2 separate regions of the Homo sapiens genome follow, and region 2 is linked to region 1. A link is a loop called in an ENCODE intact Hi-C map of the cell type or tissue named here. Cell type or tissue: PC-3. All regions are shown on one strand. Each heading gives the region's core, and the rest is flanking DNA. Links, peaks and the distances in the headings are about the cores only. Region 1 has its middle 17 kb from the start of LINC01911. Region 2 has its middle 150 kb from the start of LINC01911.

Region 1 (9,455 bases), core at 631-8,630:
TAATGGCTGGATATATACCAAATATTGTTATCCATTCATTTATTGATAAACACTTAGGTTGATTTCATATCTTGGCTAATGTGAATAATGCTGGAATGAACAAGTGAGTGTGCAGACATCTCTTTGACATACTGATTTTATATCCTTTGGATATATACTCAATAGCGAGATTTCTGGATCATATGGTAGTTATAATTTTTTGAAGGGCTCTATACTCTTTTTCATGATGGCTGTACTAATTTATATTCTCACCTGATGTATACAAAGATTTCCTTTTCCCCACATCCTTGCCAAAACTTACCTTTTATCTTTTTGATGCTAGCCATTCTAAGAGGTGTGAGATGATATCTCATTGTGGTTTTAGTTTGCATTTCTTCACTAGTAATGAGCATTTTTAAAATATATCTGCTGACCATTTGTAAGTCTTCTCTTGGGAAATGTCTATTCAGGTCCTTTGTTCATTTTTAAATTGGGTTGTTTTCTTGCTATTAAGTTGCTTGAATTCCTTACATATTTTGGATATTAACTTACCCCTGATAAGATGTATGGTTTGCAAATATGTTCTCCCATTCTATAGGTTTTCTCTTCACTGTGTTCTTTTCTTTGCTGTATAGAAGTGTTTTTAGTTTGATGTAATCCCATTTGTCTATTTTTGCTTTTGTTGCCTCTTGGGCAACAATCGTGTCTATTTTGGGCTTTTGGGGACATATTAAAAAAAGTTATTGCCTAGGCCAATGTCATGGAGCCTTTCTACTATGTTTTCTTCTAGTAATTTTATAGGTTTAGGACTTACATTTAAGTTTTGAATCCATTTTAAGTTGATTTTTGTGTACAATGTGAGATAAGGTTCTAATTTTATTTTTTTTCATAGGAATAGCCAGTTTTTCCAACATCATTTATTGAAGAGACTGTTCTTCCTGCATTGTGTTTGGGGGACCTTTGTAAAAAATTAATTGAATAGTTTTGTAGTATATTTTAAAGTCAGATAGTACGACAACTCCAGCTTTGTTCTTTTTGCTCAAGATTGGTTTGGTTATTTGGGGTCTTTTTTGGTTCCATATTAATGTTGGGATTGTTTTTTCTATTTCTGTAATAAACAGCTTTAAAATTCTGACAAGGATTGCATTGAATCTGTAGAGTGCTTTGGGTAGCATGGATATTCTGACAATATGAAATTTTCCAATCAATGAACACTGGATATTGTTCCATTTATTTATGTCTTTTTAATTTTCCTTCATCAATATTTTACAGTTTTCACTGTATGAGTCTATCAACTCCTTGGTTAGATTTATTCCTAATAGTTTTGTAGCTATTGTAAATGGAATTGTTTTCTTAATTTCCTTTTTGGATAGTTCGTTGTTAGTTTGTAGAAAGGCTACTGATTTTTGTATGTTGATTTTGTATTCTGTACTTTTACTGAATTTGTTTATCAGTTCTAACAGTATTTTAGTGGAGTCTTTGGAGTTTTCTACCTATAAGATTATGCTACCTGCAAACAGGGAAAATTTAACTTCTTACTTTCCAATTTGGATGCCTTTGATTTCTTTCTCTTACCTCATTGCTGTATCTTCAACTTGCAGTACCATGTTGAATAGCAGTGGCAAGAGTGGGCATCCTCTTCTTATTCCAGATCTAAGAAGGAAAACTTTCAATTTTCCACTGTTGAGTATGATTTAGAAGAAATTTCAAAAGCATAATTTAACATAATGTTCCTGAATAATTTTCATCTGATAAGTGGTTAAATTTTGGATTGTGAATTTCTCTTGGACTTAGATTCAAATTAGATCCTTCCTGGCCAGGCCTCCCTGGAATTACACCCCAAAAGTGATCACTGTCAGTGTTTATAGAATCATAGCATTTTTAGCAATCATTTAATACCTTAGTTTTAAATATTGGAAAAAATAAAACTCCGAGAGGTTAAGTGAGAAGTTAAAGGTACAGCTAGGGGTAGAACCAGTTTCCTGATTTCCATTTACTACATTAAGCTGAATGGTCAACTAGGGCAGCTGTGCTATGAGAAGATAGGTAATCTTATTTCTCACATTGGGCAATATTTATTTTCATGAAACTATAAACAGCCCTTAGATTGCTAGAGTCTGAATTAGATACAATAGATAAGAAGTGGCATAAATTTTGCCATTCCCTGCTGAAAATATAAATGAGTGTACACAAATATGCTTAATTCAGGCAAAGAGGCTATCAGTTTCTATATGGCATATTTTCCTTGTTCAACCAAGGATGACAAACTGACACAGAATAAATAGGATCAGTGTTAGTAAGCTGTTAAGCACTGCTGTTTCTCTCCTCTGTCTCTTGCTCTCTCTCATACAGCCTCCTCTAGGCATCATACTGTTTCAAGAACAAAGAAATGCCAAATACCAATTAACAAGCTAAACCTGATTCACACGTAAACAAGCTTGGGCTTGTATTTTTATGAAAAGTACTGACAAAATTAGTTTTGAAAATATTTAACTCCTATTGATTTAATTTTTAGATGTCTCATTACTAAGGCCTTCTTGTCCCTCCTATAAATCTGGTATCTGGACTCACTTTTCTCAGAAGAGGTATGGTTTTCTTCTTTGAGAGAAAAACAAAAGCATAAGTGGCTTTAGTTAAGCATCACTATCCAGCCCATTATTTTATCATAGCTGTGGTAATTAATACAGACTAATCTGCTTCTCTTCATGGTTCACACTTAACCATTTTTGTATTTTATTTGTTCATCAAATATATTTCCACAAAATACAGTTTGATTTGGATTTATTTGCCACCAATTTGAGAAATCAGTGTCATTCTTCACTGCTGTGAAATAGTATGTGAATAACTCATTTTCAGCTTTAAAATGCATCAGTGAGTCATGGAGGCTCATAAGAACCCTTTGACATAGTTTCCTGGAGAATTCTGAAAAATTTCATGTCTATTCTGAAGTGGCAACCTAAATCACTATTTCTTTTCGAGAAGTGCTTCCCAAACTTTAGTGTACATAAGAATCATCTGAGAGCTTGTTGAAATGCAGATTCCTGGGCCCTGCTTCTTGAGGTTCTGGTTCAGGAAATGTCGTGTGGTGCCTGAGATTTTTACATTTCCCAGATCAAGCTGAGGGATCTACTACCCTGGTACAGCTTCTGCCTCAGTCTCCTGGAAACACTGTTCACATGTCCTTTTTTTTTGTTTTTGTTTCTGTTTATTTTTTTGAGACAGAGTCTCCCTCTGTCACCCAGGCTGGAGTGCAGTGGTGTGATCTCAGCTCACTGCAAGCTCCACCTCCTGGGTTCACACCATTCTCCTGCCTCAGCCTCCCAAGTAGCTGGGACTACAGGTGCCTGCCACCATGCCTGACTAATTTTTTGTATTTTTAATAGAGACGGGGTTTCACCGTGTTAGCCAGGATGGTCTCGATCTCCTGACCTCGTGATCCGCCTGGGCCTCCCAAAGTGCTGGGATTACAGGCGTGAGCCACTGTGCCCAGACAACCACATGTCCTTTTAAACATACACAATACATGGATACGAAGTTCCAACCTTGCACATAGTAAAAAGGGATATTTTGCCATTTCACTGTCATCATTAACTATGTTACATAAAATAGATGTTCAGGAAATGATAGCGCGGTAGTTTCTATCACATGCATCACATGTTGATCCCTTCCCTCTGTAATTATGCCCAACTGAAAAGTTGTGCATTTGTACAAGAGAAAGCAATGACTTGTGCAGGAAACAAACTACTATAGAGCTTCATCGGTATTAAAATGTACATGTGTTTGTGAATTCTCATTATTAACTATAACTGTCCACAAAGCTCCAGTGACTCAGCTCTTCATCTCTAACATTTTGCAGACTGAATTGTTAGGTCTGTGGACAGACCTTTGGAGGATATAAGACAGCACGAATAAATAGTTAATATAGTATAAAATATAAATTATCTGTAGGCCAATTAAGGTCATGAACATTTTAGGGAGAAGGGCTTTAGGAGCCATGGCTTTAAGAACACCTCATATATCCTACGAAATGGTGATAGACAGCAATCAATTCGCTTGTAATCTAGCAAGGTATTAAGAAGTTTGAGCTTTCTGAAAGAGCTGAATGATAAGAGAGGTTTGACTAATGTTGGGAAAAGAAGCATGTCTTTTGCTTTGGAAAAAGAACCAAATTATTATGATCATTCTCCATTTATCAGTAAAATATTTTTTAGCACACACATGCTAATATATGCATATTTACTTATTTCTAAGTATTTATGCTCATCATTATAATCTATACATACTTTATACATAAATATTTCAAACGACACACTACAATATACATTTGGAAAATTGAGATAAAGATTAAATTTAAAAATTTGTCTTACCAATATCTGCATATTATCATTAATTCAAAGCAAAAAGCATAATTTACAGTTAAAGAAAGGGTTATCATTAACAATATTAAATGTGAATCCATTATTTAAGTGGACTTACTGATAATTTTAACTTTTTGGAAGAAAATGTGTCAATATAAATAGATAACATTTTCTTTAGTCTCCTAATGTGGCTTAATGCCCATAGTAGAAGTAGGGTAAATATTAGCTGTGCATTTTTTTGTTCTCTGCCTGTTCTTGTATTATTATATTACATTCAAGTGGTGGTTTCTTTGCTGGAATCTTTTTAAGCTTTCCATCTAAACCCTAGTTGGATATTTTCTCTTTTTCCTTCAACTTTCTTAGCACTCTTGATATGTGTATCATTTCTTTAGTCAATGATCAGTTACAATCTATAGATTCTTGGTTATCTATTTTTTTTTTTTTTTTTTTGAGACAGAGTCTCGCTCTGTCGCCCAGGTTAGAGTGCAGTGGCGCGATCTCAGCTCACTGCAAGCTCCGCCTTCCGGGTTCACGTCATTCTCCTGCCTCAGCCTCCCGAGTAGGTGGGACTAAAAGCGCCTGCCACTACGCCTGGCTCTTTTTTTTTTTTTTTTTTTTTTTGGTATTTTTAGTAGAGATGGGTTTTCACCGTGTTAGCCAGGATGGTCTCGATCTCCTGACCTTGTGATCCGCCCGCCTAAAGTGCTGGGATTACAGGCGTGAGCCACCGCGCCTGGCCAGATTATTGGTTATCTATTACTCCTTGCAATTTCATTACCGAGTGCCCAATCTTATCCATAGCAAATGCTTAACAAATATATATTAACTAATAAGTAATAGAGAGAGGAAGAACAATTTTCATATAAATGCATAATAAGAGACAAAAGAAGCTTTTCATTTTTAGTTAGGAATTAAATCTATCATGTTTTTTCTTTTTTAAAAAAGGCTTTAATTTTAATTAATTTTCAGCAATAATATAATAAAAGATTGTTTTTCTGTGAAACTTCATGCCATGCCAACAGGATGATGACTCATACGCCACTAGAAATCTGACACATCACATTACTTTCACTTATTTTTATAGCATGTAAATTGTCTCACATCCGATAAGTCGGCAACAGAAGAACTCCCTGGAGATGGACTAAAATAATTCAGGAGGAGCAAGTGTCTTTAAATCTAAAAAATATTCAGAAAATATCTGCTTTGAATGTAATAGAAAGAGGGTAATAAATGTACATTACTGAGTCTCTTTTACTAGTGTTACAATATATAAGCACATCTATAATTCTGGCATTTCATAAAAGCATTGATTTTTAAAGTAAACGTATTGATATTAGTTTTAGCAATAGAAAATGACAACTATTTCACAGTAACATCTACAACTTCACAAGCTGGGAAACTTCCCTAAAATGTATTTATTTTAAATTGAAAAAAATCTAAAATTACGTATACTGACTCATTTGAAAAATAGCAATAGAATCAATGAATTCAGAGCAACAAAGCTAAATTTGGCAAAAATATTTGTTAAAAAATCAGAAGACAGATTTTATACACACTCATAACCCCTTCTCCTTTGAAGAGTCTTATATTGTGAATGATTGGTTTTGCAGGTTTATTATACAATCTTCTGTTAAAATAAAGTTAACAAAAATTTATTTTTCATTCAAAAGTTAATTTAGACATGACAAACCTAAAATCCTCCAAAAATGTCTTGTGATAGTTTTGTTGACAACAGCCTGGGACTTTCTGTACTTTTTGAACTTTACCCCCCTGTATGGGAGGAAGTCAAATAGCCACAGGTATCCCTTAGAAGTTTTAATGAGGTCCATTTATTTTTATTTCCCTTCTATTCTTAGGTATTTTCCATTGTTAGCAGGTCTGTGGACAAAAGCATTTAGTTAGGCATGAGCTTCTAAATCCAATTTATCTTTCGTTTGGAAAAAAATAGAAAGAACTTGTACTTTTTATTTTTATGCCATGCATAAAGAACCAACACACCAAACTCATGAAAACCCAAATTACTGATACAAGTTGAGAGTAAAATGTGGCTAATTTTTTTTTTTTTCTCCCAGATAGCAACCACTACCAGTGTTGAACACAGGGGTGCAAATGAGACCACATTGTCTCGGACATCTGCTGCTGTATTGGTATGGGAGCATGACTCAGAGGAAGAAATGAATAAAGTGTTTATACCCAAAGGGATTATAAATATTCTGGAATATAAAGACTGATAGAAGATTACCAAAGGGCTCACTTAACAAAGTGTGGAAATTTAACTCCATAACTACATGTAATAGCTGATCATAAAACAGTAATACATTACGGCACATATTAAGATTCTAGAGTCCTTTTTAACCCTTAACATCCCTAATTCTCCCAGACAAAATGTGGCAAACTCCCTGAAATTTTTAACAATACCATGTGTGAGTCAATTGAGAAAGAATTCCTAATAGAGGTTAAAACCACAATAGCCTCTGAGCATGCTAGGAGGGAAAATAGGTAGACATTAAATTTAAAAACATATTTCCTGCCCTTTCAGATAGGGGATATGTTGTGATATGGACATAGACACACATACACCATAAAGTCTAAAACTGTGCTATTACATAAGGTGACATATCAGGGCAGATAATATATTTATTTTTAAACCTTCAGTGTTAATCAGCTTAACTGACCAACAACAATTATACCTCTCCTAGAGACAATCATTTTTACAGTCAAGGCATATTTAAATGCCAGAATAAATACCCACATTCACATGTACACACTAGAGGAAAAAATAAAGTCTTTTAGGAAAATAAAAGATAAAAATGTGAGGAAAGGGTTTATAGTAGATAATTCTAGCATATTATCATTCCTGCTTTAAGTGGTGTGATCTTTGAAACTCATTTAATCCTGGAAACACTTTAGAGAGCTTCAAAACCTATTTTGGAATTTGCCTAACTCAGAAGAAGGCAAAATATCATATAATCAAAGAAAAGATTTTTGCTGTGGTAAAACATAGATAAAATTAAAAACCATAACAAGTGGTCTGATAGATTAGCATTTCAGCTGCCATCAACACAGCACAAAATTTCCTATAGTCAAGTGAAACTCCTTGTGGGATATATATGAGTACCAAGGAACTTCCAGTCCACACAAAGAGAATCACTTCTGTAGAATCTTTGGATGATAAGGCTAAGGGGAAGGCATGCTGAGGCAAACAGAATCCAAGACAGAGAGAGCTTGGTTCTTACAGCGATCTATAATTGGTGATACGCACAGGGTGGTCTCTGGGCCAACAGCATTAACATTGCCTCGTGTGGCAGGCAGAATAATGGCTCCACAAAAATATCCACAATTGATTCCTGGAAACTTGTGAATATGTTACCTTACATGGCAAACGGGACTTTGCCGATGTGATTATATTAAGGGTCTTGAGAGGGAAAGAGCATCTTGAATTATCCAGATGAGTCCATTGTAAGCACAAGAGTCTTTATAAGTGAAAGACAAAGGCAGGAGAGTCAGGGGTCAGAGTCAGAAAGATATTAATATTTGAAGATGCTACTTTGATGAAGACACTTTGAAGACAGTGGAAGGAAGCATGAGCCAAAGAATGCAGACAGTGTCTAGAAGCTGGAAGAGGCATGGAGACTGATATGGTATGGCTGTGTCCACACCCAAATCTCTTCTGGAGTTCCCATGTGTTGTAGAAGGGACCTGGTGGGAGGTAAATGAATCACGGGAGCAAGTCTTTCTCATGCTGTTCTTGAGATGGTACATAGGTCTCATAAGATCTGATGGTTTTAAAAAGAGAAGTTCCCTTGTATAAGCTCTTTCTTTGCCTGCTGCCATTCATGTAAGAGATGACTTGCTTTTTCTTGCCCTCACTCATGATTGTGAGGCTTCTCCAGCCATGTGGAAATGTAAGTCCAATTAAACCTCTTTCTTTTGTAATTTGCCCAGTCTTGGGTATGTCTTTATCAGCAGCATGAAAATGGACTAATACAGAGACAAAGTCTCCCCTAGAGCACCCAGAAAGAGAACACCTTTATTTTGGTCCAGGCAGACCTGTTTCTGACTTCTGATCTCCAGAATCATACGATAATAAATTTGTGTTGTTTCAATCACTTAATTTTGGGTAATTTGTCAGGGCAGCAATAGGAAACTAATACATCTATGAACTTTTTAGAACTATGAATTCCCAGGAACTACTCAAGACTTGATGAATCAAAAACCTAGAGGAAAGGAGCAGAAAACTATTTTTAACAAGCCTTTCAAGTGATGCTGATGCACATGAAATGTTGAGAACTACTGCTCTATCTCAATTCCTCTTCTTCTACACTGAATTTTGCTTAAATATACAGTACACAATATGCATTTTTTGGACCATGCCATACTGAAGAAATTAATTACAAAATGAATAAAATTAAAATTAAAAGACCTATATCAGTTATCTATTTTTGTGTAATAAATTAGCACAAACTTAGCAGCTTAAAACATTTATTCCACAGTTTCTGTGGATCAGGAATTTGTGCAAAAATCAGCTGGTTGGCCAGTTTCTGTGGATCAGGAATTTGTGCAAAAATCAGCTGGTCAGGAGTTTGAGACTTGCCTGACCAACATGGTGAAACCCTATCTCAAGTAAAAATACAAAATTAGCTGGATGTGGTGGCACATGCCTGTAATCCTAGCTACTCGGGAGGCTGAGGCAGGAGAATCACTTGAACCCAGGAGGTGGAGGTTACAGTGAGCCAGGATCACACCACTGCACACCAACCTAGGCAACAATAGCGAAACTCTGTCTCAAAAAAAAAAAAAAAAAAAAAAAAAAAAGCACCTGGGTCCTTTGTTTCAAGGTCTCTCACAAGGCTGCAATCAGAGTATCAGCCAGGGCTGGGGCTCATCTGAAGGCTCAACTGGGTAAATATCCACTTTGTGCTTACTTACAAGAAGTCTGCAAAACTTCAGTTCCTCAAGTGCTCTGGGACCAAGGGCCTCAGTTCCTAGGAGGCTATTGGCCAGAAGCCTCATTTTCTTGCCACATGGCAAGATATTTACCCTTTTTGGTAAATATGACAGCCAGGATAAAGAAGAATCTTTTATAGACTACCAAGCTATTAACCATAGACTATAGCT
Region 2 (9,455 bases), core at 639-8,638, 170 kb after region 1:
CCCTGTACAGAAAGCATTTTCTTTGCTATGTGAACATGTGTATGTGTGCATGGAAGCTTTCATGTGTGTGTTTGTGTGCACACATGTGCTCAGGAGATAAAATCAAGGGAGGCATATAAAGAAGCACGCTCATCATTAAGATTTGATGTGTTGCTACAATTCTGCAATATGTTTGACAATTAGCAATGGCTTAAATGCCTAATATATTTAATGACTCAATATATACCATTTAGTTGGTTCCTTGTACTAAAAGAAGATACAAACGAGATTGGTGGGGAGACAGTGATTAGCCAAGGGAAGTGAGAAAACAGAGCAGCTGCTCTTCCCTGGACATATCTTCTTTTGAGACTGTAAATAGAGGGGTGGATTTTATTGACTATTTTGCTTGTAGGATGTAGAATTTAAGCTCATCACACTGGAAAGAGCCCACATCTAACACTGCTTATACATTACATTAGAATTTTCAAAGACTCTTAGTTATCTTGAAGAACAAGAAATCACAGACCAAGATTATTCCTGAAACCTGTAATTATTGCAAGACAAATGATAAGTAAAGCAGAGAGAGCTAACATCTCCTTTTCTCTATGGAAGGTGAGAGATCTTCTGTCTTACTGCCCACATCTATCAGCAGCTCCTTCTCCAAAAAGGATGACCTGATATTCTGAATGGTAGTCACCAGAGGTATTAATTGGGCTATATTTTACTAGTGCGTAAGACTATTGTGGCCTAGTGGCAATAAACCACGCTCTTCCTGTTGTCTGTCTCATAGCCACAAACAGGTTGGCAGTCATAGGAGCAGGAAAATTGTTTTCTTCTCTCCTGTCCATCATGCAGCTGGTGAGTAAATGCACTTAAGAGGGCCCAGTAACAGGTCTCTCTCCTCTCTCTCCTCTCTCTCTCTCTCTCAGTGTTCTCAAATATAAGAGTTTCAAAATTTGGGGAAAGAAAGAGTCTCCAGTTGGATTCCAAACCCAAGCTATACTCCTATATATCTACCAGAAAGCTTTGCCCTCAGACCAGATGGAGGGGGAGGTGAGGAAAGGGAGGGTTAGGGTAAGCAGTGTGTGTAACATGCTTCCTTAGCCATTACTGAAGCAGTAATGTGTTTTCCATGTAACTATTGCCCTTTAATCATGCATTTCCTTTATACAATATCCTGGGAAAAGAAACTAGAATTTCATATCAATACTTTCACTTGATCATTTAATAAAAAATTCAATTAACTCTTATGTTATTCCTGCTATGTAGATACATGGCTTTATAGTAGTATTACTTATATTGAAGGGATAAATAGTAGGGTTAGAATAAAGTTCACCTTGATCTCTTAACAAGGATAAGGATATCTTAGTAAGTTCTCCAAAATGTGATAATACAGATTAAAGTTGAAGTTCACAGCAGATAGAATGCGAGTGGGTGGGTGCAGTAGCTCACGTCTATAATCCCAGCACTTTGGGAGGCTGAAGTAGGAGGCTCGCTTGAGCCCAAAAGTTGGAGACCAGCCTGGGCAAAATAGTGAGACCCCATCTCAAAAAAAAAAAAGAAATTTAAAGAAATAGAAAGTTAGGGTTGTTGGTTTTTTACACACACACACACACACACACACACACACACACACTTCAAGACACATGAATTTTTATATATTCATATATTCATACTTTGCCTTATTCCTAAAAGGATATGAGGCAACAGAATATCATGACTAACCATCTGAGAGGAAGTTGCTTGTCCTGAGATTAATTAATTTGCCTTTCTCTCTCTCTTTTTTTAAGTATGTTTTAGAAGATCAGGGATTTTTTGAAAGTTTATCTGCTAGAATAGGGTAAAGAAATTGGAAGTTCACATTAATACTCTCACTTGATCATTCAGTAATAATTTAATTAACTTCTATTTCATTCCTGCTATGTAGACACCTCGCTTTATAGTGGTGTTACTTACATTGATATGATGCCTGATGTATTTCAATGATTAATGTCTTATTTGCTCCTCCAAACTTTGAGTAGGTCATTTGTAGAAAATTATCACACACACACACACACCTTTTAATATTAGTAAAAACAAGCCTCAAAAATACAGTAAATTGTAGAATCACACTCTCCTGACTGCCAATCTAGCTTTCTTTTCATTGCCCTGTCCTGTGCTCTCAAAGGTATAGGAACTGCGTCAACTCTGCTCTCTCTCCTATGTGAGATCTATTTAAAAAAAAAAAATCCTATTATATTTGATCAACAGTGGAAAAGAGTTTAAGATCATTGAATAAAAGACACCAGAAATGTGTTCAATTTTCTGTCACCTAAACCCCCAGGTTGCTAGGACACTGCCCCCTTCCAAGAACCTTCTCATAAATTTCACACGATCTCCTCTCTTTTCAAGATGTCTCATTCAACTGCCATTAGACTTGGTTGGGAGAATAGAATCATCTCCAGCAAGTAAAATAGCTCACCATTTAGTTATTACAACATGCAGTGCTTTTTGCTTATCACAGCCTTAAGCCCTTCCTGGAAGGTAAGATTTTTCTCAGATTGGCAATATGCAGACATGAGAAAAGAAAGCAACTGACAGAATTTGTGAGGAAAAGAGATGATGCCTGAGGTTGCTTCAGGATGGGAAAACATATCTTAATTTCTCTCTCTTTCTCTCTCTCTCTCTCCTCATCTCTCTCTCCCTGCTGCCACAAGAAGCAGAAACATAAAACCAAATAAAAAAATTTCTGTTTCTTAATATCTTAAGTCCAACAACAGTATAAAAGTATGACTGAGGAAAAGGAATTTGACAACTAACAGTTAAAACATGATACATGAAAGTAACATTCTTGTAATGAGAATTCTAGAGAACATCTGATTGATAAAAATTGTGGGGCTTTGAGATTTAAAAAAAAATTAGAATGAATCATGAAATGGACCAGTCACATAAACTTGCCGAAGGGGAAAAAAAGACTGAGAATTAAACATAGTTAGGGCAATCACATGTCAATTTTGCTGGAACTGTCCTGGTTTAACCCTTAAAAGTGATATAATCCTAGTCACTTTCAAAGGAATACTTGTTTGGACAAAATACATCTGTGGTCGCCCTAGCCATAGAGGATGAAGCAATGTTATTTCTATGCATTTCAAAAAGAAAAAAAAAACACGGGAAGTGTGTCAGAAAGCTGGGGACATGCCATTATCTTTTTGACAGTTCATTACAAAAAGGCAAATGCAGTGACCTCAACCAATGTATGTTTATTTATAAAATTGAGTAAGAACTCACAAATCCATTTTGAATTACTTAGTGGAAATCAAGATCTTTCATCACGGAAATAAAAGAAAGCAGAGAAGGAGAGATAAAATTGGCAACATTCTCTGAAATTCAAGCTGAAAACCATGTTTCAGCAAAGGAAACACAGAATCCTCAACCAATGCCATGGCACACGAGAGCCTTTCCACATGCCAGACAAACCATTCTAGCAAGATTTCTAGTCCAAACTGGGATTGTGAGTATATTTGTATTTTCCCTACTTTAAGAGAAGACTAGCAGAATTTTTCTCGTAAATTTAGGGATGCATAATCACATGTTGTTTTACATAAACATGCATTCCAATTTACATAAATTTGCATAACACTTTCCCCAAAAACCTATCTCTGAATATGTAAAACAAATTAATCTGTGTTCTCTAATATTATTATATTCAAATATGACATCCAGGGCTACCACAAGAGATAGGCTTAGGAGAGATAGCAATGGCATCACTCCAAAACTCTGTACTAAAAATAGATAATAGTTATAGATTAGATAAAAGTTGGATATTTCCAGAAATTGATTAGAAACAGTCAAAAAACTGCTAATAAAATAATCCCAGATTGGAATAAGTAGATGGAATACTTGATACAACTCATTAAGAATTAATATTAGGGAGCTAGTTTGCCAAGTTCTGCATAGCCGTGTTTACTCTAGTTCTTCAAGTGTGTTTGCTCTAGCATAGAATACTTTAAAAAAGAAATAATTTTTCTAATTTGCATTTTAACAAAAAAATAGGTAATTGTCGTTGCTGTTACTGTTACTGTTATAGCAAAAAAAGCCATGGCATGAAGTTTACTTTCTGATTGCCAATAAAATGTTTCAGGATTGGTTCTTTCCTTTTATTATAAATGGAAACACAAAAGGGGAGAAAATTAATCTTCTCTTTCCTCTCCTCTATAAATAATGTATTTGGTAAATAATTATTTCTGTGCTGTAAGATAGTCTTACTATGGCTTGCTTTACAAATGTTTTTAAAAGAGGATTTCATAAATGAATATGAAAAACAAAAACACAGCAAAGTCTTAACCTAAAACTCTTTCGTCTACTATATGGGTATAGGGTTCCTAGCTACTTAGGTTAGATTAATAGCTGGCAGCTCTTAGCATCTTAGCATCTTAACATACCAAAGAAACTTTCTGGTTTGCTGGGGAGACGAGGACATGATAAAGCTGAAGATTGTGAACCACTCAAAAAGGAGCACAGATTAAAGTAATTCCATTAACACCATTAACACATGAGTCAGATCATGGTACTTCTTTACTCAACAGCTTCTAATAGCTTCTCATCACCCTTAGAATAGAATCTAAATTTACCAGGACCCACAGATTCTATACAAATTGGCTTCTAGCATCAACTCTAGTCTCATTGGTATCTTCCTCTCACTTACTTCACTCCCTTAATGCAAGCTTTCTTGCTGTGCTCTAAACAGGCCACGCAGGGCCTTTCCTTTGGTTTTCAATGCTACTGTGGACCTGGGGAGAGGGAAATTGGAATAAGTCAAGTTGAAACATCATAAAGTTCTCTGCCCTTACCAAGATTCAGCCATTTTTATTGAGTGAATCATCCTTAGATTGTTGCATGGTTTTGGTTAACTTTCAGAGTTCTGAAAAAAAGTTGATTTTGACAACTTGTGCTAGTGTTCTCATTGCTTTTATAAAATAATAGTTTGATGGAAGTCTATATTTTGCAATTCTGGAAATTGCTTTTGGGTCAGCGCTTCCTTAAAACTCACTAAAACTTGACAAGTGGTAGGTTGTTAATAATTAGTTGCATGTAATTTCTGAAACTGTAGTAGTAGATTTTTTTGTACTCTGTTTAACATTAAATCATAAAATTTATTTTTTTCTAGATAGATCACATTAAATTTTATTCATTCAACAAATACATATTGAGTCACTGAGTTGCATTAGTCACTGTCCCAGGCACCAGAAATATGGCATGGATGAGGAAATGACATTTGCCAAGAGGTCCTAATGACCTGAGGGAATAGGTCACAGGCTACCTGAGGAAAGATAATTCCAGGCTGTCTACAACAGATATGCTTTAGATTCAAGACAAAAATATATCGAAAGTAAAAAGTTATAAAACAGTATACCATGCAAATAGTACTCGAAAGACAGCTGGAGTAGTTATACTAATATCATATGAAATAGACTTCAAGAAAAAAAGTTACTAGAGAAAGAGAAGGTCATTTTATAACAATAAAAGGATCAATCCATCAGGAAGGCAGAACAATTTTTAAAATATATGCACCTAAAAACAGAGCTCCAAAATACATGAAGCAAAGTGGACTATACTGAAGGGAAAAATAGACAGTTTAACAAGGTTCATTACCCTACTTTTAATAATGAATATAAACTATAGGAGAAAATCTACAAGAAAATAAGTCTCCAACAACACTATAAACCAGCTAGACCTAATAGATACCTATAGCATAATAGAGACATTTTACCCAACAGCAACAGAGTACATATTCTTTGAAGTGTACACGGAACATTCTCCAATATAAACCATATGCCAGGCCATAAAACAAGCCTCAAACAAATTAAAAGGATTAGAATCATATAATTTATAATAAGAGGAGGAAATCTGAAGAATTACCAGTTGAGATGAAGAATTACAAATTGAGGCAAAATTTTTTGCCTTAGAATATTTACTTACCATAATATATGTTATTAATGTTGATATGTAATGGAAATATTACTATTAGTTTTAAATGAATATTTAAACATAAAATTATTTTCAGTTTTAATTTTTACTATGGTAAATATTGATTGATATAATCAAATAAATAAAAGCTCTTTAAGAGTTTTCAATAATTTTAAAGAGGTTTCCCTTACCAAAAGGTTTGAGAACCACTGATTTAGACTAATAATTTGGGAGATATGTTTGGGAGTCCACCACAATACCTATTACTCCACATCACACCAGCAACTGTTTGCAATGGTTCCTTTGGAGGAAAGACAGAGAGGTAGTAGGAATAGGAGCTTAGTCATTTTCTACATTTTTGTATGGCTCTGAAGTCCCAGGAATGAAACATAACAAGTTGTGTTTGAGAAACTGAACAGAATACATTGTGAATGGAGCATCAGAAGGGTGTGTGATGGTGGGAGAGAGGAAATGGGTGTGCTGAAAGTATCTATCTTGTAGGACAGATAGGATACTATTATTCTAATATCTGTAATACAAGGGAATAACAATTGCATTAAAAAGTGATCAACTAAGTGCTACTCAGAGAGGAATCACTTTATTGTCATCTGGAAATCAAACTCACTACAACATTCCCTCTTGAAATGCAAAACCAAGCCCACTGAAATGTTATTAACAATCTTAACAGTTTCAAAACATGCACTCGCTCATGTAATCTATGGATATTATTCATCTCCTTCAAAATGAAAACTCTAAGGCTACAGGTATTTTTTTTTAATCTAGGCAAGTGAAGAGAATTTATGAATGTGCAGTTCTATACCCAGAAAGCAATTGCCATGAGTTAGAAAAGGAAAAAAAAATCCACTTCAAATAAAGCAACGTGACTCCTCCACTCCCACCTCCAACTCTTTGGGCTTAGGAAGACCTAACCCCCACCATTTTCTAATCTTCGGCAGGGATTTCATATCTAACAGCTGCTATTTAGGTAGCCCCTTATGCTATGAAATTCAAACCCTCATTTTATCTCCTTTCCCTACAGCAAAAATTGCAATATCTCACACCCAAGCTCCAGCTGTCAGATTCACACACCATTTCTATTTCAATGGCTAGAATAATCCCTTGCTCCCTTGTTTTCATTGAACAAGAATGTGCCAGCTTAAAAAAAAAAAAGGAACAGGGAAAAGGCATTTGTCTAAACTCAAATACTCAAAGGGGAGAAAACAGCTTGAAGAAATGTGATGCTTTGTTACAGGCATTTTGCATTTGAAGCACAGTTGTTTTTTAAGTACATATACACATTCAAACATATATAAATATAGGTAGATGGACATGAGACTCTACAGGCCTTTCTTTTTCAGAATGCACTATATAAGTCAGAGAAAATATACACACATAACTGTGCCAAAAAAACTAGACAATGTGACCATATCCATGGCAACCATTCTTAAGTTAAATTTTATTTTTTAAAATGAGAGAGGAAAATGTTTCTAAGTTTTCAATCTTTCACATCCATTGTGATACCAGCCACCTATAACATGGTGGTTATTGCTTAATATTTAGTTAGAAGCCCAAATTCCAAAGCAGTCTTAGAAGCATGGTGCTCCTAGTGATAGTTAAAATAAGCAATCCCTGAAGACACCATTTGTAAATTAACACACAGATGCAATTTCAGCTGTCTCCAGTCTGAATGGGAAGAGTCAAATGATCTCTATTGGGAGAACAGAGTTCTTAAAAGAGTTTGGTGTCTGATTCTCTTCATGCATGAAGAAATACATGAAGAGAAAGGCTCTAGAAAAACCTCTTAAGTGCTTCCTAAGATCTGTGGCACTGGCATAACCACCTGAAATCCCAGGAATATCCTTTTAGCAGTGACAAAGAACTTTATCTTGTAAATTCTTGCCTTCTTATCTAGTAAATTCTTCTCTCAAGATGTTTTTGACCAATATCACTTTTTTGCTTAGTTCCATAACCTACTGCCCATGGAATCATTATGACGGCATTCTAACTGCTCTCCCTGGCTTAAATGTTTCCCTCCCCAGTCAACTGAATGGCTCATTTTCTCTTCCCACCACTCTTTTGTTCTAAAAACTTTGATTGGCTTCCTATAACTTCATTCTCATGTACTAAATCTTCTATAACTGGGCTCGGTCTTAGCTAATCCAAAATTTTCTCTTTAAGCTTTTGATGAACAACCAAGGATGTTTCCTCCCCATTTTTCCCCAAGCCACTTTCTATCTACCTTCCCAACACACCAAGCTCAACCTTAGCTGAGGATGTTAAGAAGACAGCACCAGTTTCTTTATACTAAATGTCGTTCACCTTCCATCCAGCCAAATCATACTCAGCTTCCAAATTCCCCTTAAGGTCCATGAGGGATAGCCTGACATCAACAGCCTTCACTGATTTCTCTAACATCTGGGAGATTATTTTACTAAAGATAAGAACAAATAAGCATTAATACTAAAAAATTAGTTACTAATAAGGAACTTTTTACTAAATATAGTACCTTAGATAGTCAATTAAGACCTAAGAGTCTGAAATCATTCAGAAAGTAAAGATAACAATTACTCTTAAAAACAAAATGGCAACAATCACAGGAACCAATGTATCTAAAAGATAATAATAATCTCTCTGCCTGCCATTTCAAATATACATGACATTTTCTCTCCTTTTACAAAAAAAAAGAGTTGTTGGCCAGGTGCGGTGGCTCACCCCTGTAATCCCAGTACTTTGGGAGGCCGAGGCGGGCGCATCACGAGGTCAAGAGATCGAGACCATCCTGGATAACACGGTGAAACCCCATCTCTACTAAAAATACAAAAAAAATTAGCTGTGCGTGGTGGCGGGCACCTGTAGTCCCAGCTACTCGGGAGGCTGAGGCAGGAGAATGGTGTGAACCCGGGAGGTGGAGCTTGCAGTGAGCCGAGATCGTGCCACTGCACTCCAGCCTGGGTGACAGAGCGAGACTCTGTCTCAAAAAAAAAAAAAAAAAAAAAAAGAGTTGTCTTCTGATAAAAAATGTTTATGAATAGAACCTTTTTTAAAAAATACATTGAGGACAGGAACTTATATATTGAGGACAGGAACTCCAGCCTTTATTTCTTTTTTTTTTTTTTTTTCCTTTACAGTGGAAACCCTTACCTTCATTAGAGCACAGACATAATCTTTATTTGTAAAACTTAAAACTTTAAGCTAAATGAAAAACAGCTAATGTTTTTGCTGTAAGGTAGTTTGCCAACTTTAGAAAAATATCTTCAATTCTTCAAACAGATGGCAAGGCCACCTTTAAAAAATATTAAGCATGCTAAAATAGATACAAACTGATAGTTCTACTTCTGATAAACGCTGCTGTGGACAACCGAATGCCTCCCATTCTGTTTCAGTAATAAATCACTTTCCTGACTTGAGTTAGTAATGAGATTTTTAATCATGTGGATTGAACATATCCTCCAGTTAATAAAAAACGTATCACCTCTTTTTTATCTTTAATAAAAGATTTGTACACTGCTCAAATGATTGGTATTACATTT

Evidence for each region. A loop is a pair of places that touch in the nucleus more often than their neighbours do. Peaks named below come from ENCODE experiments on the same cell type or tissue, not always from the same donor. Only the 100,000 strongest peaks of a DNase experiment are listed, where the experiment ranks them.
Region 2: a loop joins it to region 1, with 1.8 times the contacts of the local background. A loop is called at or near these places in 2 of 110 quality-filtered maps.

Annotation. Positions count from the first base shown.
Region 1 is chr2:146,815,477-146,824,931 of GRCh38, forward strand. No RefSeq gene overlaps it. Among named protein-coding and RNA genes, the nearest start is that of LINC01911, 17 kb to the right of the region's middle. RefSeq lists an enhancer at 5,867-6,478. In PC-3, for the core only: no CTCF peak of the experiment used is centred there; a DNase peak (open chromatin) is centred at 5,395; H3K4me3 peaks cover 926 bases; H3K27ac peaks cover 3,471 bases.
Region 2 is chr2:146,987,434-146,996,888 of GRCh38, forward strand. No RefSeq gene overlaps it. Among named protein-coding and RNA genes, the nearest start is that of LINC01911, 150 kb to the left of the region's middle. In PC-3, for the core only: no CTCF peak of the experiment used is centred there; a DNase peak (open chromatin) is centred at 5,218; H3K27ac peaks cover 1,741 bases.